Regions from separate parts of the Mus musculus genome. Here regions 1, 2, 3, 4 and 6 are each linked to region 5. A link is a loop called in an ENCODE intact Hi-C map of the cell type or tissue named here. Cell type or tissue: left cerebral cortex. All regions are shown on one strand.

Region 1 (5,000 bases), 250 kb after region 5:
GAGCTCAGGGGAGCCTTTGGCTCCTCTCCCTACTCTGGCAGTAAGTCCCAGAGGAGACAGATGGTCTGGTCATGTAGCTCAGTAGGAAAGAGTCCAAGCTTCCCATCCAAGTCACTGATTTTCCTGCATGGAGGCAGAGCACACCCTATACTCCTGCTGTACAGGCAGAGGTGGCTTTCTCAGGAAGGTACTGGGGATGTTAAGATGTGTCTACAGGCTCCTCCTTAAGCAGGTAATTCCTCCCCTTCTCCCAGTCAACTTACTTTAACTAGTTACTAGGAGAGGTTCATGAAGGGTGGAAAGGGAAGTGGAGCCAATTCCCCTGGGTGTCTCCTGAAGGCTGGTAGGTGTGGTAGCAGTGGCATGGTGGGTTTTGAGCTATTTACTAGATTTGGCTGGTACCAGGAAAGCATTGTGGGAGGTGATTATGGCATAGCCTGAGGCTCCACCCAACCTATTCTAATACAAGCCAGGAGCACAGCTTATACTCTCCCATGACTGCCAAGCAGATGGAGACGACCGCTCTCTTGTTCACTCGCTCGCTCACTAGCATCACAATTCAGTAGACAAATACTGATAGTGTTCCCAAAAGATGCTGTAAAAGATGAAGCAGCACACATCCAACCCTCTAGGGTACTGCTGTCTAATCCAAGTACATTGCAAGCCCCATCTACAGTTTAAAATTCCCTGATAGCCATAGTGAGTAAAGGGAAATGTGTGAATTTATTTTATGAATAGGTTTCATTTTAGCTAACATATCCACAGCATTAAGTTAGTAGATGATCACTATAAGGTTATTCAATATTCTACTGTTGTTGAGACAATAAGCCTTCAAAATCTGCTATAGCTATACATATACCAATTGGAATGGGACACGTTTCCAGTGCCCACTGGCCATGTGTAGCTAGTTGTTACTCTCTAGACAGTAAAGACTCAGAATTTCTAAAGGAAGAAAAAATATGTTCTTAATTATGATTTGAAAATGTGTATAATAATTATCATAGCTAAACTCCAGACTTGCTAAACACTTTCACATGCATTATCTCTTGTAATCCCAACAATTTTATGAGGTGACAGTTATTGCTATTTTTTAACAGATAAATAAACATGAGACTCAATAGCACTGAAGTGGCTTGTGTTTTTAAAGCAGTAAACTAGTGTGTGTTTGTGTGTGTGGTGTGTGTGTGTGTGTGTGTGTGTGTGTGTGTGTTTGTGTATGTTTACCCATGTATGCACATGCGTGAGCCTGTGGAGGTCAGAGGTAAATCTCAGGTATTGGTCTAGAAACTCTCACTAGGACCTGAATTTGCTAAGTAGGTAGGCTAAACTGATTGGCCGGTAAGCCTCAAGGATTCTCCTGTATTGGCTTTCTCAATACTAGAATACAAGCACATGCCTGTATTTTTCTTTAAAAAACATGGATGTAGGGGATCAAGCCTAGATCCTCATGCTTGTATGATAATCACGTGACTGACTGAGCCATCTCTCTAATCCCTTCTCTTCTTCCTTAAACACGTACAGAGACACACCCTTCTGGAATGACTCCAATGTGTCTCATTGGAGGGAGCATCCCATAGGATGTTGGTGATGGAAAGTATTTTCTACAGCAGCAGTTCTCAAACTTCCTGATGCTCAACCCTTTACTGCAGTCCCCCATGTTGTGGTGACCCCCAGTCACAAAATTATTTTTGTTGCTACTTCATGACTATAATTTTGCTACTGTTATGAATTATAATTTAAATATATGATAAGCAGGATTGTCTCTTGTGACCCCTGTGAAAGAGTTGTTTGACCCCAAAAGGGTTACAACCCATAGCTTGAGAACCACTGCTCTACAGAGAAGTGGGAGAAGGTGGTTGTGAGATTTCTTATTTGAGAAATGTTCTGATCCAAACTGAGTAGCCTTTGTTCCATATAGAGAACACTAAGTCAGTTATCTGTAGAACCAGCTGAGACGGGACAGTGGAAGAACAGGCTGGAAAAGTGACTTAGGACCTGGTTGTAGGAAGTGCTGGACCCAGGGGCGGTGTATATGGACTTCACTACGTAGCCACTGGAAAGCCATGGAAGACTTCCCATATCAGACATTGAGAACTTGCAATGTTCTACTGTAACTAAAGCCTTGCTTTATCTTAAATGATGTCATCACAGCCACTGGGTGGAATGAGAAGAGAGACAAGGGAGAGATAGAGGAAGTGGAGATATCCCTTAGTGCAGTGTAAGCCTAAAGTAATTGTGGAAAGGGCAAGAGATGGAAACAAGGGGCTTTAAAAACTCATTGTGACTAGAGGATGCAGGAAGGAAGGAGAAGGGAGGGAGGGCTCCCTGACTTGAGCTTGGAGGATAGGCAGCAGTATACTCTGAACACAGGCAGGGCAGTTTCCCCAAGCTTGGTTACTATGCTTCTTGAGAAATCTTCCCTGGAAGGACTCAGACTCCAGAATGGGCATAGGTGGGTGTAGTTACTTCATGTTCCCTCTCCAGCTTGCGATTTCTAGTGCATAAGAGTTCAGTTCCTAAGCTGTCTTTCTTGCTAAGTCACCTTGCTTCCTGAGGTGGCATTTATTCCTTCTAGGATCAATGAACAGGATTCCCGCACTCATCACCTATGCCCTCCCCCTCCAGACCAGCACCAGAGGGAAGGAAGGTCTATATGGATTTGTGGTGCCCCCTCCTCCTTCCCTGTCTCATTAGCACAGCAGCTAATGTGTTATTTCTAACCCAAGCTCATTACTCATCTGTAGAATGGGGCTGGAACCCCCAGGGCTGCTTTGAAAACCCAATCAAACAAACTTCTGAATGTGAGAGTCTTCACAGGCTCCATGGTGTCAGGCAAGGTTGCTGTGACCTGCAGCATTTTCCTCTGGCTGGATGATCCCAGACAGGGAAGAACACTGCTACCCTCTGTGCCTTCTGATTCCTGCTAATGCTGTGCTCTTTCTGGCCCTGGAGGTCGTACACCTGCCATTTTTTATTTGGGAATATCCTCCCTTTTCCTTTCCCTGGATGGCTTATCCCCTAAGATCAGCTCTAGTCTCTTGGAAAGACTTCATAGATCCTCTTCATTCAGTAGGAGGTCACTTGCTTGTGCCTTGCTCTCTCTTTCACAATGATTTGTTGAAACACTTAATGGTATTAGAACTACTTACATGTCTATATATTCCCCTAGACTGTGAGCTCCTCCAGGGCAGGGCACATGGCTCCTTTGCTTATTATTGCATCATCCATTTCCTGATGCTGTTTCCAGTGCATGTTAGATGCTCGGCAATAAATGAAGAGCATCACAAGGAGCCACATGCAGAAGGATTGCTCACCAGAGGCTGAGCTCATGTTGACATCTTGAATTCAGGGTTTACCCTGCTGCAGTCATAATGAAGGATTATTGATTATAGTCATGACCCCTTCAATCTCATCCATCTAATTCAAGGGGTCTGCAGAGTAACTCACAGGATCTTGAGACTATTTATATCCTTGAGAAAGTCCAATAGGGTGAGGTAAATACTTTTGAGTCCTTTGGTCACCCAGCAGAGTAACCATGACATATACACTTCCTGGAATTTTTTTGGTTGGACTTATTTTTGCCTTTCCTGTAGCCTCTTTCTCCTTGACTCATTTGTATTTTATGTGTACATGCCTGTGTGAGTGGATGCCATGTCTGTGTGGGTGACCGTGGAGATCAGAAGAGGGCATGAGGTACTCATGGTTTGGGGATGGGTTCTCAGATCCTTCAGAAGGGCTGTAGGTGCTCTTAACTGCTGAGCCATGTCTTCAGCGTCTTTCCTTTCATTTTAAGGACTTGGTGAGCACCAGAGCTGGAAAACCAAAGTTATGTCATGGTGTTCCTTGCATATCCTTGTCTTCCTTACTGGTTCTCCCTTCATCCCTGGGTCAGCTGAGCTCTCCCCTGGCTGTCCCTCTGCTTGAAGCACAACTGATATACACCATTCTCAGAGGGCTGAGAGCAGTCTCAGGAAGCAGGTGAGCTGGGTCCCAGGAACTGTATTTTTTGTGGGCTTACCCCACTCTTCAGAGTAGCAGATCTCCTCTGTGATCCTGTCTGGCCCCACAGTGTTAAAGAGGCCTGAGATGTGATGGCCATACATCTCTGTGAGATCTTACCCCCAGGTGTGTCATTTATCTTACACACCCTCAGCCCAGCAGCAATGTCAGGCTAATGAGTCCAGTTCCTTTAAACTGGTTACTACCCCAGCCCCTCCCAGATCCTCCTTGCTTTGTGTCTGGCCATGAAGACAAAGCCCAGAATTAAGGCCTCCAGATTTATTTTATTTCATGAGGACCCACAAAAGCCAGCCCAGCAGCCCATTCATCCTAAAATAGCCTCTGAAAGCCTGGGCATACGTCAGTGTCCCTTTACAGAGGGATACTGCATTGCCATGAAAGGACCATTTTAACGAGGTAACCACAGCAGAATCGTCTCAATGTGTTCCAATCACTTTGAAACATCAAGGTTTGTTTCTCAGCAACATGGTCCTTCTGACAATGAATGAACTGCATGACAGGAGTGTGTGAGTGTCGGGGGGGGGGGGGGAAGGACAGGGGGAGGGGGAGGAGTCACTGGTGATCAGTCTATGCTTCCATTTCTCAGCAATGATTCCAGGCAGCAGCATGGCATACTGAGCAATGCTGAGCTGCTCTGTTCTCTCTGGCCCGGTGGGAGAGGGGACGGGGACTGTTCATCCCACTGAGAAGGGGCATCTGTGAGCAGCAGCAAGGAGGGGCCCAGCAGCAGTGCTGAGAGTCATTGGCTTTCTCCTCCGTAACTTAGAGCCCAGGGCCCATCACCCTGGAAAATCATTATGTGCTGGGCACACAGAAAAGTCACTTCTCTGATATCCCAAGCGGAGCTCTCCCAGCATGCTGAGCAGAGGGGACAGCAGAGCACTGTCCTTCACTAGTAGAAGGAGACAGGGGCTCCAGCAGAAGGGCAGACAGCTCCCAGAGCCCGTTTCCTAGGCAGGCCCTATTTTCATTGCTGAGGT
Region 2 (5,000 bases), 1.2 Mb after region 5:
TTGTAACTGTGTGGCGGAGTGCAGATTGAGCAACTCTGAAGAACAGACATTTGTCTGAGGCTGTCTAGCCAAGGAAACCAGGGCTGTGTGGCTTGGCATAGTGCCAAATGTGTTTGATAATTAATTGTGTGACTTTAGACAAGTAATTTGCTTTGTGAGTGCTTCAGTTTCCTTTTAGAAAATAAGACTCGACCCAGCGTGACCCCTACTTATTCATTCAAGTGATTCATTCATGTAATAAGTATCAAATACCTAACATGTCATAGACACTGCCCTAGGAGCTGATATAGAAATGACAGAAAAGACAGTGGCATTGCCCCTGGGCATTTTAAAGTCTGGAAGAAGAGCCATATATGTTAGTATTCATTTATCTGTTTATTATTGATTACACTTCTTTGCAGCCCTGTGCATGTAATGTATTTTGGTCAATGATGAATTGCATATACAACGGTGTCCCCATAAGGTCACAACAAAGTGAAAACATTTGTGTCTCCTACAGACACTTCTGTAGTCCTCACATCATATCAGTACCAGGTACGCTGTATATATATTCATGGTAATGCTGGAGTAGACAGATCCTCTGAACTGTTAGTGCAATGGAGATTCAACAAGTCATTATGCACAGTGCATAATTCTTATAGTGATAATAAGAGTTATATTTCTGGCTTCAGGGTTTACTCTGCTATGACTTTTTATGATTAACATACATTCCTTAGTATTTTGCATTACTTTAACATACATTCGTTATTATTTTTCTATGAAAAAGAATAGCTTACACTGTCAGCAGTCACTCCTCTCTAATATTTTCATCTTCTCATGATTTCATCAAGAGGTAACAGCAAGTGAGTCACCTATAACACTTTGGTTTGAAATAATGCACTCTTTGTTGTTAAGACGATGGCAGTGACTGGAGAGATGGCTCAGTGGTTAAGAGCACTGACTGCTCTTTGAAGGTCCTGAGTTCAAATTCCAGCAACCACATAGTGGCTCACAACCATCCATAATGAGATCTGATGGCCTCTTCTGGTGTGTCTGAAGACCACTAAAGTGTACTTACATATAATAATAAATAAATCTTTTTTTAAAAGACAATGACAATTTGCCTTATAGTTCAGAACTTGCGCCATCCACTAAGTGTGACATAAGTATAAAATAACCACACATACCGGATAACAAAACATGTACATGTTATTTAGAGTTGTGTGATATGACTATGTGACAAGTAGCAGAATATGGGCCATGATTGCATGGGAATACTTACAAAATTCAATGAAGATTTCAGACCAGCACTGTATCTTGTGAGGGCCCCGAACAATGAACAGAGCAGCAGTTGTTAATCTTCCTAACTCTATAAAATGCTGTTCCTCATATCACAATGTCTCCAGACCATAAAATTATTTTGCTGCTTCATAACTGCAATTTTGCTGCAAATTAATATTTGATATGGGGCTCACGACCCACATTGAGAACCACTGGTATATTGCATCTTGTGTTAAGACTCAGAGATACATAAGTGATTGTATCCAGTGATGGAGATGACCAAAGTGCGGCAGGTAGTGCGAGAAAAGATGTCCCATTAAAGGTAGGATTCATAGAGCATTATACCCTATGATATGTTCTAATTTTAATATTAGATTTTTTAGTTGTTTTGTTTGTTTGTTTGTTTCCAGGCAACATCTTTCTATGTAGCCCTTGCTTTCCTAGAACATGTCTGTACCTTCTTCCAAGGCCTGATAATGATATTTTAGAAAATCCTCTCTTTAATGCTTTTATGATAACAAATATCAATTGATGCACAAAGTATTCCATATTTTGATGTTGCTCTATTAATAACTCAACCCCAGTTTCCATCCTATGGTTCATTTCAAATTCAAAAGTTTCCAGCAGTTGATCAACAGGTGACATGTTAGCAGGAAACAGTGAATATACAAATTATGGCTGAGCAATGATGTTGTAAGTGTTGAAGTTGCCAAAAATAGTGAGCATTCATCAAACACAGAGATAGGCCTGCCTTGTTCAGTGTAGGAAACAAATGCCATAAAAAGCAGCCATGAGAGTAACTATCTTAGCCCAGTGACAACCACCACCAGTCTCTATGTTAACAGTACATTGGCAGTTTCCTTGTACCTTGGGAATCACTTTGTATTATTAATGGTCTCTTTTCCTTGTTGAAATCACAGCAAGATTCTTAACATTGAAATCTTTTAATTGAGGACTAGAGACATTAAATGACCTCCCCACCACCACTAACCCCAACACACACACCCAGAACCACCAGACCAGGCTACCTGGGATCTTGCAGCTCTCTACTGTTGGTTTTGTCTCTATTAAAGTTGCCTGGTGGGCTCCATTTGCCTCTCCTCCCAATCTTTCAGTTACTAAGTCTACTTAGCCTAAACTCCTTCTCCCATCCTGCTCCCTCTGCTGGCCAGATGTCACCTCACCACGACAGGAAGCATCTGCTGTCCCAAGAATTCCTTCATGGGGGTGATCTTAATATTTCCTTTAATTCTCAGCAATGCACTGTTGGAATCTAAACATAATTCATTTAATTCTGATGACTCTTCCTCCGGAAGATAATAATAATTTAAAAATACTGCAGATGAAATTAGGGGCCTCTACTGGATCCCTGGCCTTAGTATTAATTAATGAAGCTTGAAATGAGCTGTGATTAATTGCAAGTCCAGAAGCACAACACACAGTGTGATGAATATGTTCAGATTTCAGGGAGAAAAACTTTCCAATGGTTGCTTGAGGCAGGAGCCTCCACAGTAATAACCAGTTTGGTTTCACAAATGTGTCTTGACTGTAAAAATTGCAGAGTACGTCAGCCCTGGAGTGAAGTCTGCTGATGACAGCGCAGAAGCAGGGGTCCGTAGTCATCTGCACAGCCAGAGCTTTATAGCTCTCATCCATCCCGCTCTCTCCTCCTCTGTCTTTTCCTTTCTTCTCTCCCTTATTTACAACTTAAATATGGGCAAGAGGAGAAGAGCTCTTCATGTGATGGAAGATATTTAAAGAATGGAACATACACTGATGCTTTAAAATACAAGGAAATTCATCTATGGGATGTTTTACCCCTTTCTTTTAAGAAGAATGGTAGACAAAGTTGTTTGGTAGCACACAGGGATGGAGGAGGGACTAGATCATAAAACTCTAGAGAACTAAGAGTGGTCTCCAGTCTTTAATTGTTCTACTGTCATGAGTTATAATAGTGAATCCAGGATATATACCAATTAAACAATACATGGCAACATGAGAGGAAGTTGCTGTGATGGAATTCTGACCCACCCAGAGAGTAATAAGAAAGATACGCTTAAAGCTTAACGTTGGAGCTGTTTCATGGGAGTCCTTGCTTGACTTGCAGGTTAACAGTATCATCTTCTTGGCCAGTGTCACCGGGTTCCATGTTCAAGACATCTCATTTATTGTGATGTTCTGTGGTTGCTACCTTGAAATTCTTAGTTTGGTGTTTATTTTGTTATTGTTTGTCTTTAAAAATAAGGAGTCCCAAGTTTTCAACTTGCATGGGATCCCTGGCAATCATCCCTCCACTCTCATCCACTGGTATGAAATCTCAAACACATTGCACAGCCTCTTGGAGCTTGTTTTCTGTATCTGAGAGTGAATGGTTGTGGCATCTGTATTAGATATAATAATAATTAAGCAGAGGTAATAGGAAATGATCTTATGAACAAAAATTTTTATAAAAAGATAGGGCAAAATTATTAGCCATCCTGAGACTTAGTAGGTCTTACATAACAACATCTTCCATGAAGTCTCCTTGAAAGTTTATGGGGCTGTTTTATAGTTTTGCTAAATGTGCTGTTGGCCCAGGTTTAAATCTATGCTGCATTATTTAGAACAGCTACACCCCCAAATTCAGGTCTTCTTCCTCTTCTAAGAAGCATGGCTCTCAGGGGGACAAGAAGTAAGAGGAGACAGTGATGGTCAGAGGAAACACAAGACGCAAGAAATGATTAGACCTGGAGGCAGAGGCTTCAGCACAAGGCCACATTTGCAATGATTTAAGGGCAGCATTTAATAGCAGTTTTTCTGCTAGGTGCTCAGCCATGAAGGTCAGAAAAGCAAAACCTCTGCCTATGGCTTTTATTTATCCAACCACATTAGGAGTTAGAGGGTAGCCTTTGACAGCAAAGGATGGAGGTGAATATGCTGCCTTGAACACTTTTCATCACTTCGGTCTTTGTTCTCTTCTGACCTCGGTAGTTTCTCATAGTACTGAGTGAAGATGAGCAGCTAAGAGTCCTTGGCATGTGGAGCCCCAGAGGGCAAAAAATGCTGCTGGGGGATATGGGCCTTGTGTCATGGCAGGGAGTCTCATAGCACAGACTCAGATACAGACTCAGGTATGGGTACAGGAATGCTAGGAGCCCCCACAGAAATGTGTTGTGCTCCTATTTGTTAAAGCTTGCAGTACCAGCAGGTCAGAGAGGGTGCACTGAGACATCGCCAAAAAGCATCAATACCTTACCATTAGTGCTGGGTATGCACCTTGTACTGGTGGGAGGAAAAAAAGAGAAATATTACAAGATTTGTTGAAAAGTATCTGCTGCTTGAGGTCATTTGTGAAAAGCACCAGGTCTTCAGGTTTAGTTACATACGTACCAAGACACCACAGGGATGCCCTTATTGTGCAGAAAATTTAGTGGGCTGTAGTTTTTTTACTGTAATTCATGCATTACTGATTCCCAACTTCTGATTATTTGTGAAGCCTGGTTATCTCTTTGGGAGTCTTTTAAAAGTATCAGGAAAGAGTAGCTTGGATACAGCATGGCATGAGCAAGGGCCTGGGTTCAATTTCCAATGTCCGTCCAAAGAAAACATTCAGAAATTGTGATGTAGAAATGTGTGTCCTAGTGAGCAGAGCAGAAGATTAAAAGAAACAGGTAAGAAGAAGCAGGGACCAGAGGGCATGTTGGGTGTTTGACAAGAAAGGAAGTAGTTATTAATTCAAGATGAAAAAAAAGCTGTGTTCA
Region 3 (5,000 bases), 960 kb after region 5:
TGTTCTGAATGACAGCCTCTCATTGTTAAGCTGAGACTAACAGAACTTAACACAGCAGAGAACTGTGTGGATTAAGTAAGATAATAACTGTCCTATAAGAGTGTGAGTAATTCCCCTCTCAGAACAAAATGTGTTCTCCTTGACACAGGTCAAGCAAATATTATCAATCACTTGTCAGCAGCAATTGGGTTTCGAAACTTTGTTCTTACCTTAACGTGTGGTGTAAAACTGAATCTTGAGGGTGGGGGATGGGTGCATAGTTCTATAAATATTGTCACTTAGATTGTTAATAAACCCATGGAACACAAACGTGATATGTTAGCCCAATAATCCCTGCACTACTCCTTCACACACACACAGCCCGCATCTTCTTGGCAAACTCTCATACCATCTCTATCACTGTGACTGCCTTTCCAAGTGTGCCATAGAAAAGAATACGCACTAGAATTTTGAGTCAGATGCTTTGGCTCTATGTAACACTTTTGATGTTTGTCTGAACCGCCTACCAGCAGATTACCCTTTTGGAAGGAGTCCTATTGTAGGACGATGTCATTCTTTATGCGATGTCACTCTTTATGCATTTGTTCATAGAAGTCACTTGGATTGCTTCCAGATCTGCAAACTCTTAACAAGAGACACTACAGACACTTGAGGTATTGGTTTTGTGTGAATAGAAAAAAAAATTCTCTCTCTGAGATAACATTTCCAGGAATAGGATTTCTGATTCATATAAACAATAAATACATGTTTAGCTTTATCAAAGTGAGAAATGACATGGCTATACTGCTTCACATGACCACTAGCAGCAAAAGGGGATATGAGCCACCCTGTGAGCTAACCAGAGCTTGGCACTGACAGAATGCCTTTTTCATCATAGCATTCTACTAGGTATGAAGCAATACCTATGTGGCCTTAATTTGTACTTTGCTAATGGCTATTGGTGCTGTCAAATTTCTCTCTCTCTCTCTCTCTCTCTCTCTCTACCTCTTTCATCTATCTATCTATCTATCTATCCCTATCTCTCTCTCTCTCTCTCTCTCTCTCTATCCATCTATCTATCCCTCTCTCTCTATATATATATATGTATATATATGTATATATATATATACATATATATATATACATATATATACATATATATATATATATATATATATATATACGTGTGTGTGTGTGTGTGTGTGTGTGTGTGTGAGTGTGTGTACTTTTAATATATAAACCTCCTCTTACATGGAATGGCTGTTTTTAAATAACTTTTAAATTCCATTGCATTTTACTGCTGAAATTGTGTTATCTGAAGATGAATTTGCGAATGAACTCTTATGCCCTTTTAGGTCTTACAGTCCATAAGCTCTGCTTGTTTTCTGTACACTAACTCCTCATGGGTTTCTGTTACTAGTGTTCTTTAGCATGGAGATGCAATGCAGTGGAGCACACTGGGTTTACATCTAAGCATTTCTTTTTTCTTGAAGCTATTTTAGACAGTAAATTTGTTAATTATTTCAAACTATCCACTATGTGGAGAACCAACTTATTATTTGTTGGTTGACATGGATAAACTGGTTTCCTACTTCTGTATCTCTCTTGGAATTTTTCTACTGAGCAGATTATGTCATCTGAGGGTGGGGGTACTTGTGTGTGTCTCTCACTTCTCCTGAAATTCTCTCTTCTCAAGGTCACTGCCTTGTTTTATGCTATTGTGTATCCACAATGGAACAGTGGAGAGAAAAAGTATGCAACTCATTGTCCTTGTCACTTGGTTGATATTTTGAATTCTGACATCTTCCTCAACCCTTCATTTAGGTGCTGCCTTACCAGAGTTCTTTAAAAAATATTCTGAATTCTGCATATATGTATAGCTTCATTCAATTCAAGGGACAATGGAAATTTTGTTTACCTATTTTTGCATCAAACTATGACCAGAGACTGTATTATGGTGTATTCTTATTTCCCAAGCCATTTCCCCTTCCTTCCTCATATTCCTGTCTCCTTCATCCCCCACATTCAGGCTTCTTTTCTGATTTTAGTTCCAGAAGTCATCTAGGGCGAGTTAGATGCCTACCCTGAAACAGAGAGAGGGATGGAGAAAGGGAGGGAGAGAGGGGGAGACATAGACAGATGATTAGACATAGATATATAGAAGGAGGGAGGGAGGGAGGGAGGGAGGGAGAGAGAGAGAGAGAGAGAGGGAGAGAGAGAGAGAGAGAGAGAGAGAACAAATAGCGCATAAAATCCTGGCTTCCTTAGTATTGTGCTCTAAGAAATTGAGCTAAATGAGTCTAGACACAAGGCAGGAGAAAACTTTAACTCAGCTTATGTTCAGATTATTTCAAATTAGCGAGTTAATGAACCCCTGAAACCACAGAAATTATTTGGATCAATTTACAACACAGGAAATCAATGGAAGCATTCTTTGGTTGGCCGGCGTGGTTATTGGTAATTCTGCACCATTCACATCTAGAAATGGCTGTGTGGACAGTTGCTGCTGGAGGGCTGGGGACCTGCATGGAGGGACAGCACTGGGAGCCAGTCAGGTGAAAGAACCAAGGGCAGAAGTCCCAAGTGCTTCTTGGGAGGTCTTAAGTTGGGTTTCCTCCATGGCTCTGGAGTCCTCCATAAATCTTAGCTCTCTGGTAATAATCTGCTCGCTCTCTGCTGAGCTGGCTGGTGAGGCTGAACAGAGAAATTCTGAAAACCCAGTCGGTAAATTCCTTCTGTCCACTAAAGATTTGGAAGTTAGGTCTGACCCACCCATATGAGGCTGCAGTTTGCTATCTGGGGGCACAACTTCTTTTATTATTTCTCTCCCCTTGTCACTATGTCCAGAGGCTATGAGAGCTGGTCTGCAACATTGCCATCTGGTGGCTCCAAGGTTGCATTCAGGGCTCAGAGTAAGAAAAAGAAAAAGGACTTTCTTTTCTCTTTATTTCTTTTCTCCAACTCCACCCACTTTCTGTCTTTCCCTCAAGCCATTCTTTTCTTTGGATATTTTCAATTGATTTGGGTTGAACTTTGGACACATCCATGCAGCAGTTTTAGCTTCTGCTCAAGCCAGTTCGCTCTTCCTGGAACCCAGAGGGAACTGATCTGAAGGACAAACATAGGGATTTGGAAAGCAATAGAGTTTCTGATAAGAAATTTCAACGTAAATAGAGAAAAAGTCGCTGAGATACATTTTTCCCTTTGCTGGAGTAACCATTTAAATGCTTAGTTTCCTTAGCACAGGCAATATATTTAGCCTAGGGACTCCTTTAAGTTTTTATGGTTCTGTTTTGGGGTATTGGGGTTTAAATGTGAAATTTCCCCCACAGGTTCAAGGCTCTCAACACTTGTTCCCCAACTAGTGGTACTACTATTTAGAGAGGTGATGGGATCTTTAGGAAGGAGAGCCTTGGTAGAAAATATATATCACTGAAGGTAAGACTTGAGGGTTTCTAGCCTGGTCCTTCTTCCTGTTCTCTCTCTTCATTGGGACTGCCTGGTACAATGTGACAGGCTGACCTCAGGGTTCTGCAACCATGCCCCACCCACCACCACACCCAGCATGATGATCCCTATTTATCTGGAAATGTAAGCCAAAACCAAGCCTTCCTCTATGAGCTTGCCTTTCTTATGTCAGCTGGACAGGAAACCAAAATAGAGGGTGATTGTGTGTGTGTGTGTGTGTGTGTGTGTTTGTGGGAGACAGACTGAGAGAGAGAGAGAGAGAGAGAGAGAGAGAGAGATCTGAAAAACTCCTTTCTGCAATTTTGTAGCCCTTTCTCATGCTTAACCTTACAAAATGCTTTGTTGTTTTATAGATTACCTATTTTTTCAGTCTCTGAATAAATCTGCAGAGCTCTCCTGCTGTCTGAAAGTTTTAGTATTCTAGTTGGCAATGTCTTTTAACTGCTTTAGCCACCTTAACAGGACATGGTGATGATGAGGTGTAGGATGTTTTTATTTCACTCCTGTTTGCATCTTAGGTCTCTTCCCCATGTTCTTTGCCTTAAGAATCCCCCTCTTACTTCTCCTTAATGTGATACATTCTATAATAAGTTCCAATTCCTTGATGTATAAAGGCCAAAACATATCTGATGTTCAGGAAAGACTGCTCACTGAATGCTTTTATGTATAGTGTTTTTATTTATTCTTTGAGAATCTCATACATACATACAATTCACACTCACCACACTCCCCCTACTTAACTCCTCCAAGATACCTGTCACACATCACCTCCTCTGTCTCTCTCTGTCTCTCTGTCTCTGTCTCTCTCTTTATGGTGTGCTCTGCCATTGGGCACTGGCAACCAGCTTCTATTTGTACTTGATAGTTGTCACAAAAGCCAGCTATGCAGGACACTTAAAAATTAGTATATCATTTTAGGAATTAACACAGCAGGAACTTCACTTTAAGCAATGAAGTGAGACTGATTCCAGGGCAGCAGGAGAGAGAAAGTGGGAGTGGACTGCTGCTAAGCTATCTGTCTGACAAATGACCACAGTCTGCAGAGCTGAAGATGAAAATGATTTCCTGCATGTGAATTTAGATGCATTTAAGCACAGACATTTAACCTGCTTCATTTTCACAAAGGGAAAGATCTAAGCAACGTGGAAACCACAAACTAGTCCACTCATAAATACCGAGAGATGAAATAATCACCTGGAACCCAAGTGTGAATTAGAATTGGGAACTTTATTGTGAGGCAAACGCACTCACAGAAGGGCTATAATTATCTGGATCACTGATAATAGTTTCACCTGGCAGACAGGAGGCAGAAAAAAGTAAGCTCTGTGGCTGAAGACTGGTGTTACAGACCTTGTGTGACAAAACTTAAGGTTTAATTTTTGTTCTTAGTTAATTCCTTATATATAGAACCTAAGTAAATGGCTGTCAATTTGCTGAAGAATTCTCTTACTAAGTGTGCCTATGTGATTTTCAAAAGCATATTAGAAATATGGAATTGACAGTGGAAATTCTATTTCAGGAAAACAAACTGCCAGCACTAGGAAGTTATGGAT
Region 4 (5,000 bases), 270 kb after region 5:
AAGCCGATTACCCCTTCACCCCAGGAACAATGCCCAGACAACCAAGCTACTTTCTGTTTTGTCATCAGATAATTCCGTTGCTTTCCTCCTCACAGGGAACTGAGCCGAGAAAGAAAGCAATTGAGAAGGCCAGCCTTGGCCTGCCCATCCCATCCCCATCTGTTTTGTAGGGGAAAGAGAGGCAACTATTCAGCATTTCTTAGTCTCCCTCCCAAAGAGCTCTGTGCACCACTGGGGCCAGGCTGGGTCTGTTGGCAGCTTTTGCTTGCACCCACTAGCCTCTGAAGGGGGGTCTTCAAATTAAAATGCATGTCTTAAGTATATACTTGTCTTTCCTGGGGATTGTTGACAGTCAAAGACCACACGGTCTCATCAGTGTGATCTCCGAGAGAGCCATGATCAGGGTAAATGGCTCCAAATGGAGATGAAAAAGCTTTTACAGTGACAGGGAAGAGCTACTGCAGGCTACTTGAGAAAATGCAGTTTGGGAATAGGGGGAAACACAGGCTGTGGTGCAAATCAAAGACAAGACAGAAGCTGCTGTAGCAGAGAAGTGATACAGAAAAGAAGGGAGATGAGAGAAGAGAGAAGAAAAGGGAAGAGTCAAGGCAAGGGATGCAAAGATGAGATGCTGCAAATAGAGAACTCAGAAGGACCAGAGAGGGGGCAGGGTGTTGAAGTACCAGCACTGACGAAGATGAGCGAAGGGACCCATGCTCTAGTGTGACTCATGCAGACAGGCTTCCAGTTCCTGTCTGAAGAACAGGCAACGAGGTACAGTGTTCACTACTCATGGGAAAATGGCTCCTTTAGGCTTAGCACAACATGCAAATTACCTTCTTAGCATCTGAATGTGTCCAATGATAGGCTCTAAGAACTTTCACAAAAGGTTGGGAATAAGAAGGATGGAGAAAAGAAGTGAATAGAAGCCGGGTTGTGGTGGTGTATACCTTTAATCCCAGCACTTGGGAGGCAGAGGCAGGTGGATTTCTGAGTTCGAGGCCAGCCTGGTCTACAAAGTGAGTTCTGGGACAGCCAAGGCTATACAGAGAAATCCTGTTTCGAAAAAACAAAAACAAAAACAAAAACAAAAACAAAAACAAAACAAAACAAAAAAAGAAGTGAATAGAAAGAGAATAGGTCTCTCTCTCTCTCTCTCTCTCTCTCTCTCTCTCTCTCTGTGTGTGCATGTACATGGTGCAAGTGCTTGCATGTGCTTGTACATGTGCATGTGTATATGTGCATTCATGTGTGTGTGTATGTATGTATGTATGTATGTATGTATGTATGTGTGTGTGTGAGAGAGAGAGAGAGAGAGAGCGAGCACTTGTGTTTAAGGTGATTGTGAAGGATAAAGGACAGAGTTGGAAAAGGGCAAGGAAGGCTGGAGAGGAAGCAGGAAGATCTGTACAAGAGAAGAGAGGATAGAGTAAGGGTTAGAGAGAGGAAGGGAGAAAAAGTAGAAGGCAGGATGCAGAGAAGAAAGAATTTGAAACTTTAAAATAAAAACAGCAGCATGGAGGGCCTGCCAGAAGCTAGGTGTTATTTTGTTGTCATATTTAATCTTCACACCAGCTCCTTATTGGCACCATTAAATGAATCCACTGAAATGGATTGCTTGGTAGCATTTTTTTTTTTTTTTTTTTTTTTTTTTGCTACAATCCAAATGCAATAACTTAAAATAGGGGGTCCGAGAGCTTCACTAACTGCCTGAAATTCCAACACCCAGCAAAATGGGATGGTGAGATTTAAACTCGGTATTAATGAAGGTTTCAGATGACCCAACAGAGCACCCCTCAAAGGAATCAAGGCGGTTATTTGCTTTCTGGACTTTAGATCCCCATCTAAGCCATGCATGCCTGTTGAACACACTTTGGAAAGATTGTAGCCTGTGAGAACTTGGGCCTCCGACCACCAGGGGGAGCTATGTCCCCAGCAGAAGCAGGAATCCAGTTTGTATAAGCGCTAGACCCTTGAAACAAAGAGTTATTTGCTATCTTGAATTTAAGATTGTAGGGCATCTGAGGGTGCTCAAGGCAGACTACAGTAGAGTGAGCTGATTCCTGTTAGCTGCCTTTCATTTTGTTCTGCACCTCATGTAAATAGGATCCACTTTATTCAAAGCAGATCTGCTTCTTTTTCCAGCTCATGGCTGTGGACTTTTCCCTACTATAGTTATTTGTCTGTCACCCTTGACAACCAAAGCATGTCTGCTCACTAACACCAATGGGCCTGGGGCCAGCAAAGTGCCCTGTGCATCACAGATGGTCAGAATATTTTTTGACAAGTGAATGAGCAAACGGGAAGCCAAGGCATGCTTGAATGGGGAGGAATCTTGAGGATGCATTTGGGCTCACCTAGCCCGGATCACCTCAGAACAACTACTGTCACAAAGCACTCCACAGACAAGATTTCCTTTGCTCCTTCTATCCCCCCTTTGGCTTTATTCAAGGATGCCTGCCCTTCTTGGTCTTTAGTTGTTAAACCCACTGGTACTTTTATTGGAGCTGATTGTCAGAAATTAGGAGGAATTTGAATTATTCTCTTATAGAACAATGAAGGCAGCCTCCCAAGGCTGGTGTGTAGACATGTGATTGGTGTTTATAAGCGGAACACTGTGGGTGGTTCCCATCCTCAGGGTGTATGTGCCAGCAGTGATAGAAAGTACACATCACCCTATGTCTACTGAATCAGCATCTCTGGGAGTTCTGGTTGTGAACCGGGCTTTGCCAGTTCTCCTTGGGCTTGGGAACAACTGTTTGCACATACCTTCCCTCTGTCCTGCTCGGGAATCTCAAACCAACTTTTCTTTTGCTGTTCTGAGGTGGGGTTTGATATAGCCCAGGTGGACTTCATGCCACCTGAGCCTGAAAATGACCTTAAAGTCCTTATCCCCCACTTCTGCCTCTGGAGAGAATGGGATGACATTGCAGACCTGCCTGTCTTCACCATCTCATTTTAAGGGATATTGGGGAATCAACCCAGGGTCTCAAGTACTCTTTGTTGGGGCTCAGCTGACTGAAGTACAGTCACAGCACCCCAATCCAGCATTCTCTTGGATGCTAAACTACCCCAGTCTAAGCAGATTCTGTCTTTCTTGGTGAATTCAGGGTCATTGCTGAAGGAAGAAGTCAGTTTTCACCAATGCTGTTTCTCCTTTTGAGTCACAACATAAAATACTTTATTGCGATTACAAATAACAAAGTTATTTCTGCTGGGCCTCAGCATCTGAACTTAATAGCATGCTGTAATGCCACCCTGTGCTGATGTGTGGCATATCTAATATCCATCTTTCTTAGAAATAACAGTGTTCAGAAATTAAAAGGGACTTTAGCAGAGAAATAATTAATGTGGATAACCGTCATAAACACCACAAGTGGAACAAATACAGATGGTAGCGAGCCATGATTGCTAATATACTAACCTGTTTTGACAGAACTTTAATTTTTTTCCTCAGGAGCTTCGTGGATGGAAGTTAAAATATCCCTCTCCTTATGACAAGAGCCCTGTCTTTCTGGGTCAGGAGTTCAGAGATTTCCTACCTGGTCAAGTAGCACCACAACAGAGGCAGGTTTTCAAGACCCAGTGGGATGGGGCTTTGTCTCCTAGGCTGCCTGCCTCCGGGCTGTGACAGGAGAGAGTTCCATCTCCTGCCTCAGGTTCCTGCAGGCTGGGTGGCCTGAAGCTGCAGCCAGACATCCACCTCTCCTGTGCTGTATCTCTGAAGGGGGAAGGGGGCTTGCTGGCTGGGCTCCGCTCAGCAGGAAGTAACTCTTTGAAGATCTTAGCTGCACACAGGTGGGGAATGCAGAGCCAGTTCCAAGAGGCTGCACAGGCATGAACACTCCTCAGGGAAGGATGACTCACCACACCCATTGGTAGAAAAGCAAAGGAGGGGCTGCTTGAGGACATAGGTGGTGGCTCCTGGCCCTGCCTTCACTGCAGTTGTTCTTTAAGCAGACATAAGAGCAGAAAGCCATTGCAGTGTCAGAGGTGGGTCAGAGATCCCCAGAGGAACCCTGGAGGTCAAACGGGGAGAGAGGGCAGAAGGAGCTGGGTTCCATTTCAGCTTATCCTCACAAGAGATAAGCCCTGTGATTTACTGTATGATTTCATTTAGCCATCATGTGATTATCTGAAGTGGACATGGTGAGCTGATATGTAAGATAAAGAAGCTGAGAATTTGATAATAGCCAATGTTCCAAGTTTAGCAGGGGCAAGAGAGCTCCGGGTACAGCTAACTGCTGATCTCTCATGGAACTTCCTAGTCTCTGGGTTACTTCTTTTCTGTCGTAGAGGAAGGAGGTCAAAACAGCCTGAGATGTTAGTCCCAAACCTTCCCTCCACCCATAGACAGAGATCTGATAGATCTGATGCCTTTCCAACCAGCACCACTGTCACACTGTTATGTAAACACACACACACACACACACACACACACACACACACACAGAGAGAGAGAGAGAGAGAGAGAGAGAGTATAGGAGAAAAAGAAGATTGTGAAAAACCGGAAATGATTTGCAACTTAAATCCAAAAGGTTTAAATTGGTGTTTATACCCATTCTCCATGCATGTAAAGAGACTCACCAATCAGTCAGACAGAGATGCTTCTAGACCGAATCTGAGTCATCAATAGCTGTGCACAGACAGCTCTGCCCTCCAGAAGACAGCATATGATCGCCCCGGTATAGGAGCTGGAGAGCTGGAGTTGGAAAGATTCCAGGGAGAGACTGGGAGGAGGTGGAGAGGGCACAGGAGGAGCAGCCAAGAAGGATCTGGTATCTCATTCTGAAAGGTTGAATACAGTCTGGGGAAGGGTCTGTGCCACATGCCTGAGAGAGGAAAGACAAATTGGCATTCCTGAGAAGCTAATTTGGTACCAGCTGAGCTGGCAAGGGAGGGGGCCGTGAGAGGAGGGGAACTTGGGATGGGAGCCAAAGTGCTCCCTGGGACAGACGGAATGGGAAGCATCATGGTAAGTTGGAAAGATCTCCAAGTCC
Region 5 (5,000 bases):
GTGTGCTCCATCATCTCCATCTCTTTGTTTATAGGGGTGAACTTTATCATGTCCACCATTTCTGTAATCTTGCTCCATGTTCAATGCCAGAAAGCACAAGTGAGGGCTTGGCTTCCTTCCCAGCTGTGGGGCTGTTTGTGGCATCCTTGGTTTTACTCACTAAGGCCAGCACCCTTCAATGCTGTGACAACCACAAAGGTCAGTAGACACTGCCGGATGCCTCTAGGGGACCTAGGGAGAGCCACTAGCCCAGAAATAAATAGCTATAAAGAAAAAGATGATGGAAAAAAAAAAAAGCTCTAGGGTGTTTGAGGGGGAATCTTTTACAATGGCCACAAGTTATAGTTACAGTTTAAAAAAAAAGTGAATGGGGAGACAGAGGTAAAAGTGACTATGTGCAATTATTTGCAATGTTGTGTGAATCTTTCAGACAGCAAATGAAACAGATGCCTGGGACAACATTTAACAGCAATAATCTTCTACCAATGTCTTAGTTTACCAGGCAGCATTGCTGGCACACATAGGCTCTTATTTGAGCAGTGCCCATCTGAGCTACAGCCTTCCAGCACTGTTATACTGCAGGCTGGCTTCTGGGCAGTCTTCTAGTAAGACCATCTGTCGTGGTTTGAATGAGAATAGCTCCCATAGGTGCATATGTTTGAATACTTGATCTACACTGGTGGAACTGTTTGAGAAGGATTAGAAAGTGTGGCCTTGTTGGAGGAGGTGTGTCACTGGGGGTAGGCCTTCTGCTTGCATATCAAGATGTGGACTCTTAGTTGTTTCTGCCACTGTGTGCTTGCTCTGCCATCATGGACATTATCTAACGCTCTGAGCTGCAAGCCTAATTAAATGCTTTCTTTTGTAAATAAACTCTGTTTTCTGGTTTCCCTACAGTGATACAAAGTAACTAAGACACCCTCATTGAGGCACGGGGTTACTAAAGTAACACTTGCCTTCAGAAGTGCTACGCAATGCTCTCCTTTTCTTTGTTTTTATACTGGAGCAGCTACCAGTTTCAGATCGATGTGGGGTGGTGAGGGTGCATTGTGCTTAGAAAGATGGATTAGTGGGCTAGGTGTTTGCCACAGAAGCCGGGTGTCCCGAGTTAGATCTCTAAAATGTACATAACTGTGAAAGGAGAGAACTGATCTCACAAAGTCCTCTGATCTCTCCTGCTGATCTCAGCACTCAGTCCACCTTCACATCCTACTCACACAATGATAATACATTTAATTTTTTAAGTCTTTCTTAATAAAAGAAATGTAAACACCAAGGTGCAATGAAGGTGGGCTGGGGGGTGGGGGTGGGAAGTTAGGTGGGCTGTGTCTGGTCTTCCCTGGAGGCTGTGAGGTTAGAGGAAGAAAGGATAATACAATGGCCATTTTAGAGGGGGCTTCTCCATATGGAAGGCACAGAGTACCTCCTGGACACCAGGAGGAGAAGAGGCAGAAGAGGATAATTCTGGGAGGCCCGGGGATTGCTGGCAGTAAACTGCACTCAGTTTACAATTTTATGACATTGGCTTTGAGCCCAGGAAAGAAAAGAAATGAGTTGTCCATTCCTGCTGCTGTTTTCAGTTGTCCTCTGCACGCAGGGTGCCTAATTCAGTCTGAATCACCAGTGTTAGCACTTGGAAGCATGTATACTATCCCCAAGCTTGCCTGCTCTGAGGCAGGAGGCTGCCTCCTCTTAGCTCATCTTCAGGGTATACTATCTCAAGACACAGCAAGGTATCATTTCATTCTAATGGAGGGGAAGGGGAGCTCCAAGGCTTGCACCAGTTTTGGGGGGGGCACCCGTGTCGCTGGATGCCGGGGGCGGGGTGTAGGTGCTCTGTGGGTACCTCACCACCTTCCCTCCCAGGAGCACTCACAATTCGGTCAGGCGGTGGTGTGCTCCGGATGAAGCATTTGATCTGGCCCTTCTCTCCGTGGAGGGCGTGCTGGGTCTGTGTGCTGGAGATGATGGGGGGTCCTGTTGGGAAGATGACATCATGTTGGGGATGCAGGAAGGGCAGAGCCCCAGCTGGCACCCTCTTTTGATGGGTTCAGAAGCGTGTCCACCAATCCAAGCATTCAGCAAACGTTTACAGAAGACCTGTGCGTGCAAGGCAGAGTGCGAGGTAGAGGACCTGAAGATAAATTAGGCATTCCGTCATAAACGTCTCCTGGGAACGCGAGTGAATGCGTCCAAGACAGAATTCCCAGGATATAGTAATAACATGAAAGGTGGTGAGTATTCATGCCACAGGAGTGGTGCAGATAAAGACTAACTGGCTTCAGAGGAGAGAGAATAATTCTATCTGCAGGAGTGTTTTGCAAAGGAGATGGTGAGCTTGGGAAGGGAGTCGAGGCAACCACCAATATGAGAGAAGATTGCCAAGCAGATGGCATGGGAATGCCATCCAGCCTTGCTTCCTTGTTGGAATTCAAGCAATTTCTCAGTTTTCCAGCAGAGGGCAAACTTGCCTAAGAAATTGGGTATCTGTTGGGCCACGAAGGAAAGGAAAGTGGCGCTGTTCCTTCACCAAGGGTGGGAATTACCTTGCAAAAGGGATGTCTGGCTAGCTGACCTCATAGCCTAATCCTATACAGGTCCTAGAAGATCCTCTAGCTTACTGTCTTGTTTTTCTCCACATACACAACCAGCCAGGCCAGTTGAAACCACAGCTCCAAACCTGACTCAGTATTATCCCAATCAGTGTGTGTGTGTGTGTGTGTGTGTGTGCGCGCGCGTGTGTGTGTGTGCAAGCCAAGGGATAGCACCTGGAGTGAAGCCTGTCTCACTGACACTTCCAGTTAACTGCCCTTTATCTCCTTTATATAACTTGGGCTGGACTGGTTCAAGAATGAGGGTAGGGATGAAAACATTCTCGCGTGATCCCAGTCCCTGGGGTGATGGTTGGGATTTAGACCTCAGGAAAGATGGCTAAGAGGGAGAGATCCTGAGAAGAGGCAAAATTATGCTGGAAACAAAACAAAAATTGCCGCAAACATAATTGCTGTTTATTAACCACCTTAATTAAAACAGATTTGCATTTCTATGAGTGGTTCTCAGCCAAGGGGAAAAACAGGTATTGGGAGAGATGGCTTCTGAGTTCGGAATGGGAATAGCTCTGTCTGATGCACAGATATGGGAGACCTCAAGGTAAGAGCTTTGTCCACAGAAGGCTTTAGAAGTGGGCTGAAGCTGGCTTTCCTCCCCAGAGTTCCTCTACTCCAAGAAGCCGTTGGCTTCGAGCCACAGCGACTACATTCTGTGGCACCTGGGTGATGCTTTGCTTTGCAGCTGGGGTAAGTGATGATACCATAAAGAATCTTTTCCTTTCATTTCCCAGGAACTAGGAATCCCCAGGGGGTTCATGGGTCTCTAAAAGCTGTCAACAAATACATATACTTTTTTTTTTTTGGCTTCTTGAAAGAAAACCAAAAAACTAGGATAAAGGAAAGCAGGCTCGGAGAACCAATGGGTAATTGGCAGCTATCTTCCCCTTCCTCCTGGTACCTGCTTTGATCCAGCTCAGATTATAGTGGTGCCAATTCATTTCCCAAGGCCACAGGTCTGGCTGTCACTCACAGGAGGAGGGCTGTGAGATGGGTGTGTTCTAGACGCCAGGGCCGCCGGCTACCACCTCACCACCCCTCCACCCGTTCTCCAAATACAGGCAGGATAGACAGTTCCCAGCTCTTGTGGTGGCTGGCATGTTCCTCTCTTTGCATCATTTTTTTCTAGGTCCCAGTCACACAGTGACTAGCAGAGAATAAGCAAGGGGCAGTTCCCTTCCTCCTGATGATTCCTTCAGCCGTTCTCTACCCAGCAGCCCAGGGAAGCCATGCAGGGTGTGGGGGAAAAATGGACAGAATAACTGTTGGCTGGATGCCAGAGCCTAGGCTGGAATGTGGGTCCTTCTGAGGGGTGTGTGTGTGTGTGTGTGTGTGTGTGTGTGTGTGTGTTTCCCAGGAGCAAAGGAAGATTTCCCCCCCCCCCCAAAGTCTTTTTAAGTTCCCAATAAGAAATGCCTGAATGTCTTAAAGCAACAGTAAAAACGCCAGCCCCTCCTTCCTTTCCCTTAGACACAAGGATGCTCAGTTAGTAGCTCCAGGCAAGTGTGTGTCTGAGGGTCCCGAGCCTTGGAGGGAGGGGGGGTCACAGCTGACAACAGGCATGGCAGCTTGGCTCCTCAGCGCCCTCCCCAGAGCGGGCAGTGGGGAGGGTTGCCGATTTCACTGTGGCCTGGCGCGCTGAGCGGAGTGTCAGACACAGGCGCGGCAGGAAAAGGCTGCAGCCTGTGTTGCCATGGATATACCGAGGCGCGATCAGATGCTGTTATTTTTAGCCCTGCAGTGCCAATTTATTGGTGGCATCCTGGGGACACACAGGAAAGGCAGGAGGGCTTGGGAGTCTGGGTTCTGCCAGGGAGAGGTGACGTGTGAATGCTCTGCTGTCTGGTTAGCTGGAGTAGATTGACCATGTCTCTGCAGCAGTTGCCCTTCTGGAAAGAGAAGAGGAACCACTGGGCAGGAGCTGAGTAATGGGGACAGCGCAGGGATGCTGAAGAGACATCAAGCTGAGCTTGGTTTTTTCCACAAAGAAGGAGAAGAGATGAATTTGTCTGTGGGTGGCTTTCTGCATTGAGATATAGTCACTTTGGATCATTTTCAGAATTTGCCTCACACCCTGCTCTCGGGCCAGGACCCTGAAGCCTCACACAAGGACCTGAAGCTCAGGAGTTTGACCTGAGGCAGCACACAGCAGTGCACAGTGGTGGTGGTGGGGTTTAGGCCTTGGCGTTTCTCACTCCTATAAAAAGGCAACCCTGATTTCTGACCATAGCTCAAGTGTGCACTTGCACTGTACCAGGATCTTGAAACTTCCATCTTGCTGCCAGACTTCTTGAGTCTGTCCTGCATTGGTTCTAGCTGTCTTATGGGCACCTTCCTCTCAGCATCCAGGTCTGGTCTGACACTACCACCCCTCAGTGTTTGACAGGCAGTCGT
Region 6 (5,000 bases), 160 kb after region 5:
GTCGCTAAAGGTATTTAGTAAGGGGGAAGGAAAGGCAGGGACAGTGTCATGTTTGCCATGCTCTGGCCTGCTGGAGCCCTTCAGGGACAGCTTGGCACAAAGCTCTTTTCTGGGAACCTCTGAAGTATGTTTACCTACAGAAACTTGATCCCCAATGGATCTGGAAAGAACTGGGGTAGTGGGTCGTGTCCTGGTGACCATCAACCTTGGCTGCAAGTTGGAATTACCTGAAAGAGCTGTAAAAACTCTGACCCCTAATTCCTGAGCAGAAATGCAGATTTGATTGTTTGGAGGAGTCGCTTTGAGGTGGCAGGCCCAGGGTGATGTAACATGCAGCCAGGGCTGAAAGCCACCCACACATGGGTCCCACTCTTCCTGTGCCAGTTTCTCTGTTGTGAACAGGTCACACCAACTGTCCATTTACTGTGTAACAGAAGATGAGGTAAAATTTTTATAAACATAGTAGCTTCATTGGATCCACAGAACAAGCAATGTTGTTGAAAGGTATTGTGATGATTTTCAGCTTATTAATGAAAGAACGGATTTGGCAAAGTTAAGTAAACTGGCCAATGTCACACATGTGTTCAGTTGCAAAGATGAGTCTGACCTACTTACAGAGCCTGTGCTGTTAGCCATTATGCACATTGTCGCCTGCTTCAAGACAGCCTGGGGATGGTGCCTGGAGGTTGGGGTTCATTTTGATGTCCCATTTGCAAGAATATTTTGGTGAACAGTTTCCAAAGCAATGAGGCTCAAGAATGACAGGCCAACCTGGCCTGTCCTCCACCTCATGACAATAAGGAAGGGATAATGACCAACATTGTTGTCACTCAGTCTGAAGAGGAGCTGTGGTTTGTGGACCACTGGGCAAACACATGACCTGGTGCTATGACCAAAGGGGTTGGGGGAGCCAATAATGAAAGTTTGAAGGGGCCATTCCCTTGCTTTTGTGGGCTAGGACTTCAGGTAGCATGTGGGAGGATGGGTCCTGCCTGGGTGCATCTGTTTCTGGGTCTCTTGGAAAGCTTACCACCTCCCTCAGAGCATTGGCCAGTGGAACTGACCTCAGTGGTCTCTATTTAGGTATGGACAAAGCTGTTTTCTCAGAAAGCCAAGAACACTATTCCAGATGTTGCAGCTTTAGCCATGTCACTGGGGACCAGCTTGGGAAGTTTTGACTATTGGATATACATCTCTAAGACCTACACGGAGGTCTCTCGACCATCTGTGACAGAGATGGCAGGCACCAGGTCTTATCCCCCCCCCCCCGCCCCTTACTTCTAGCTTCCAAGGGCACAGTAGCCCCCTATGTACGCCCTGATTATCGGGGCTGCCTCTCTCCCATCTGCTGTCTTAGATCTGGCCTAGCCAAGTTTATGTCTGAGTTTGGCTCATTGGCTTCGGCTGCCAACAGTGCGCTGCTCTGCTCTTTGCCTGCCTTCAGACCACACACTGTTCCACGGGGCTCCTCAGAGCCTGGTTCTGGCAGGCCTGTTGCACACTCCCAATCACCGCGTTATGCTAGCCAACTGTTGCTGTGACAAAATACTGGAAACAACTTAAGAGATAGAGAGATTTGTTTTGGTTCCCGGTTTCAGAGCGGTCAGCTATGATGCTTGCTGTGGGCCTTGAAGGGGAAGTTTAAAACAGGGAGGGGCACAGTGGAGCACAACAGCTCACCTTTTGGCAGCCAGGGAGCAGAGCAAGAGAGCACAGGAATAGGAATGAGAGTGAAGCCGGGAGGAGAAGGAAAGAGAAAGTGCTACTGGGGACAAGACAGAGAGAGCCTCCAAGGTATGCATCAGGGGTCTACTTCCTTCAACCGGGTCTCACTGTTTAGTAGTAGCCAGTTCTGGTGTGAACCGAGTAATACAGCCATAGAGTTAGTGCCCACACAGTCTCTCAATGGCGCCACCTGCTGGGACCAAGTCTTCAATGCTAATTCTTTTTCCGCTCACACTTAAGCATAATGCTCATCTCACACGGCCTTTTTCTTCACTGCGCTGGTTACTGCCGGATTTACACAGTTTGGTCTGTGTGGTGGACGATCTCCACCATCATACAGGTTCCAAGGGAGAGAGCAGTGTGTCTATGGGTTCACAAAGCCTCTGCAGGCTACAGCACCCTGGCATACAATGAGTGCTCGATCCGTCATGATCAGAGTGAGTTCGTTTCTGTGTTGATCCTCTTATACTTTTTTTTTTCTGTGCTTTCCCATTATCTGACTGTGCTAACAAGCTGTCTGGAACTTGTAAGTTACTGAAGATAAGTTTCTGGAGGATAGAGTCTTGCTAGCCTCAAACTAGTCCACGCTGGCTTCAAACTCATGGCAATCCCGTGTCAGCCTCCTAAATATCTGTGATTATAGACTGGCACCTACAGGTTAGATTTTTTTAAAAAGAAATGAATGAGTGTGTAAGTTGTGGGGGAGGTGTCCTCCCTTTTATTTTTATTTGGTTTTGATACAAGCTTCTTCAGAAGCACATTAAAAATCACAGAATGCCATTGCAGATAATGCACACACCCCAGTAAGTGTTATTTTGGAAGTTCAAGCACCATCAACATTGGCTGTGGCTTCTGTGAACCAAGTGCACACACGCGCACACGCACACACACAGTGTAAGGTTAGACTGTTTTCTAAAGCACACGAATATAGGAAGTGGATAATTTGGCTAATGAGTTCCGATCCATGTTCTGATTTCCATCTGGGATCAGAACACCTAGCAGCCAATCAGTCACCTTAATTTTCCCACCCACTCTGTAATCATCTGATTGATGCACAATTACCTTCCCTGCTTCCACGAGCTTCCCCTTTCTCATGTTTCCCATCCAACGCCAGATAACCTTCATTTTTCCCCCATTTATTTTGTATGTGTTGGCCACAGTTTGATATAATTATTTTTGCAATCATCTTCTATTAGGTGAGAGAATATTGCAGCAGAAAAAGAAGGGAAGAGAAAATAAATGCCTTCCTGACAAGTCCTAATATTTTATGTTCACAAATAATCTCCCAATATCAGAGCAATAATATTATTTTCTCAATGTGCATTTATTAAAATGTAAAGTAGCTCCATCACATTGGGAACTAAAACCCCTGTATTACCTTGGCCAGAAAATATCACTTATTTATTTCAGATTACATTTCTGGAATTTTAATATTGTTGCTCTCCCACCCAACCCCCCACTTCTGGAGCCTTTCTCCAGCAGGGGAGTGAACCTGACGACTTGATTTCTAAAGAGGCCTTGCTGAATGCTCAGGGCCTTAATTTGGTTATAAGAATTGCTTTTGGCTCTTGATTTACGATGAGGTTCTTTTCTGTGTAATTCTTTTGGCTGAAAACTGAATAGAGGTCTCCCTTTGTGGCTGGCATTTTGACATTGCATTTAAAGACAGGGTTCAGGGCTGAGGAGGGAGAAGCAGAGAAGACTCAGGAAGGGAGAGGGTAGGGTTGAGGTGTAGCTCAGAGGTAGAATGTGTGTAGAATGCAGGAAGCCCTGGGTTCAATCCCTATGTACACACACACACACACACACACACACGAGGAATTACTGTGGTGGGTTTAGAAGCTGGAGAAGTAGTTAGCTCTGTTATTATTTTTCCTTACTGCATCCAGTGGTCCATACTTAGGATGTTAATTTCCAGATAACTTAGTACAGAAGATCCTAGATTGGGGATGGAGAGATGGCTTAGTGGTTAAGAGCAACAACTGTTCTTCCCAAGGTCCTGAGTTCAATTCCCAGCACCCACATAGCAACCATCTGTAATGGGATCTGATTCCTTCTTTCAGTGTATGTGAAGGCAGAGCACTCATATATATAAAACAAATGAATAATTAAAAAAAAAAGATCCTAGATTGGAAGTCAGAAGGTAGGAAAACTGTTTTGCTTTGTTTTTGTTTTTTCTTGTTTCCAAATAATTGTGCGAGCCTGGATGAATGGCTGCCACTCTTCGGACTGTTTCCTCAAGCACAGAAGGAAATGTGAAGTGAGAAGAGATGGGGTTTAGTCCTGACTCTTTGCTAGAATTCCACAGAGAGCTCTGAACAGTATACCACGTCAACGTGGATGGAAGAGAGGAAGAGATCTCACCAGGCCTCCTTTTTTTTTTTTTTAATCTTTATTTTATTTATATGAGTACATTGTAGCTGTCTTCAGACACACCAGAAGAGGGCATCAGATCCTATGACAGATGGTTGTGAGCCACCATGTGGCTGCTGGGATTTGAACTCAGGACCTTTGGGAGAGCAGTCAGTGCTCTTTACTGCTGAGCTATCTCTCCAGCCCCCAGGCCTCATTTTAGATGAAGAGCTGCCAGCAATGAATGGCTTTTGAGAGAACCAATCTTCTTTAGGGACAAACCCCTGAAAGGCTATACAGTCGTCCCACGTGGTCACCCATAGACAGGTGCATTATGAGCAACACAAGATGGGCTCAGCAGGTTGTATTTATGTATACACCCACCCACCCACCCACCAATGCATGTATTAGTAATGGCTAAAGAATGGTCATGAATTTGGAAGGGAGGAGAAGAGACATGGGAGGAACTGGAGGAATGAGAGGGAGGGTGGAAATGATATAAACACAGTACTCATGTATGATTCTTAACAAAAATAAAGGTACACTGAAATGCTGAGGCCCTTAGGTCAAAGTAGCCAGAATCTCTGCGGGATGGGTGAATGTGCCTGGGTTCTGGTGTCTTTATTAATGTTCCATGGATGATGCTGTCAGCAAGCCAGGGCTAAGCTAGGCAATGTCTTACCGGGAGACATTACCAGTAAGGTTGGAGAGACTCGTGTGCAAGCAAGTGGGTCTCAATATCCTGGTAATCTCTAGGTGGCCTTCTTGTCTTCATATCTGGAGAGTATATTTCCTTTGTGATATGCCTTTGGCAACTGAACAGGATAGAGAGAGAAATCACGGGTGTAGGGGGCGTTGCTCCCATCCACGAGGCATGGTGTTGGCATTTCCTTTCCTTGCACACATACGCTGTGATCGCATTA

Evidence for each region. Hi-C counts contacts between places; a loop is a spot of excess contacts. Peaks named below come from ENCODE experiments on the same cell type or tissue, not always from the same donor. Only the 100,000 strongest peaks of a DNase experiment are listed, where the experiment ranks them.
Region 1: it touches region 5 in a loop (2.2-fold over the local background); 11 of 42 quality-filtered maps call a loop at or near these places.
Region 2: a loop joins it to region 5, with 3 times the contacts of the local background. A loop is called at or near these places in 4 of 42 quality-filtered maps.
Region 3: a loop joins it to region 5, with 5 times the contacts of the local background. A loop is called at or near these places in 7 of 42 quality-filtered maps.
Region 4: it touches region 5 in a loop (3-fold over the local background); 12 of 42 quality-filtered maps call a loop at or near these places.
Region 6: a loop joins it to region 5, with 4 times the contacts of the local background. A loop is called at or near these places in 18 of 42 quality-filtered maps.

What each region holds. Positions count from the first base shown.
Region 1 is chr9:34,766,590-34,771,589 of GRCm38, reverse strand. The region is part of intron 1 of Kirrel3 (kirre like nephrin family adhesion molecule 3); the gene reads right to left. Among named protein-coding and RNA genes, the nearest start is that of Gm33561, 86 kb to the left of the region's middle. In left cerebral cortex, no CTCF peak of the experiment used is centred here; DNase peaks (open chromatin) are centred at 71 and 2,422.
Region 2 is chr9:33,853,786-33,858,785 of GRCm38, reverse strand. No RefSeq gene overlaps it. Among named protein-coding and RNA genes, the nearest start is that of Gm25439, 61 kb to the left of the region's middle. In left cerebral cortex, a CTCF peak has its summit at 2,440 (motif pointing left); a DNase peak (open chromatin) is centred at 2,412.
Region 3 is chr9:34,052,494-34,057,493 of GRCm38, reverse strand. All of the region lies in intron 2 of 7630403G23Rik (RIKEN cDNA 7630403G23 gene), which reads right to left. Among named protein-coding and RNA genes, the nearest start is that of 7630403G23Rik, 13 kb to the right of the region's middle. In left cerebral cortex, a CTCF peak has its summit at 2,862 (motif pointing left); a DNase peak (open chromatin) is centred at 2,839.
Region 4 is chr9:34,749,902-34,754,901 of GRCm38, reverse strand. The region is part of intron 1 of Kirrel3 (kirre like nephrin family adhesion molecule 3); the gene reads right to left. Among named protein-coding and RNA genes, the nearest start is that of Gm33561, 100 kb to the left of the region's middle. In left cerebral cortex, a CTCF peak has its summit at 1,918 (motif pointing right); DNase peaks (open chromatin) are centred at 2,629, 3,758, 4,720, 4,875 and 2 more places.
Region 5 is chr9:35,017,068-35,022,067 of GRCm38, reverse strand. Kirrel3 (kirre like nephrin family adhesion molecule 3) reads right to left here. Exons shown (of 17, transcript NM_001190911.1): 11 at 1,877-1,977. Among named protein-coding and RNA genes, the nearest start is that of Kirrel3os, 12 kb to the right of the region's middle. In left cerebral cortex, a CTCF peak has its summit at 2,460 (motif pointing right); DNase peaks (open chromatin) are centred at 2,467, 3,763, 4,383 and 4,996; H3K27ac peaks cover 1,463 bases.
Region 6 is chr9:34,854,693-34,859,692 of GRCm38, reverse strand. All of the region lies in intron 1 of Kirrel3 (kirre like nephrin family adhesion molecule 3), which reads right to left. It overlaps Gm33561 (a long non-coding RNA gene), which reads left to right and starts at 4,499. Exons shown (of 4, transcript XR_001779121.2): 1 at 4,499-5,000. In left cerebral cortex, a CTCF peak has its summit at 1,921 (motif pointing left); no DNase peak of the experiment used is centred here.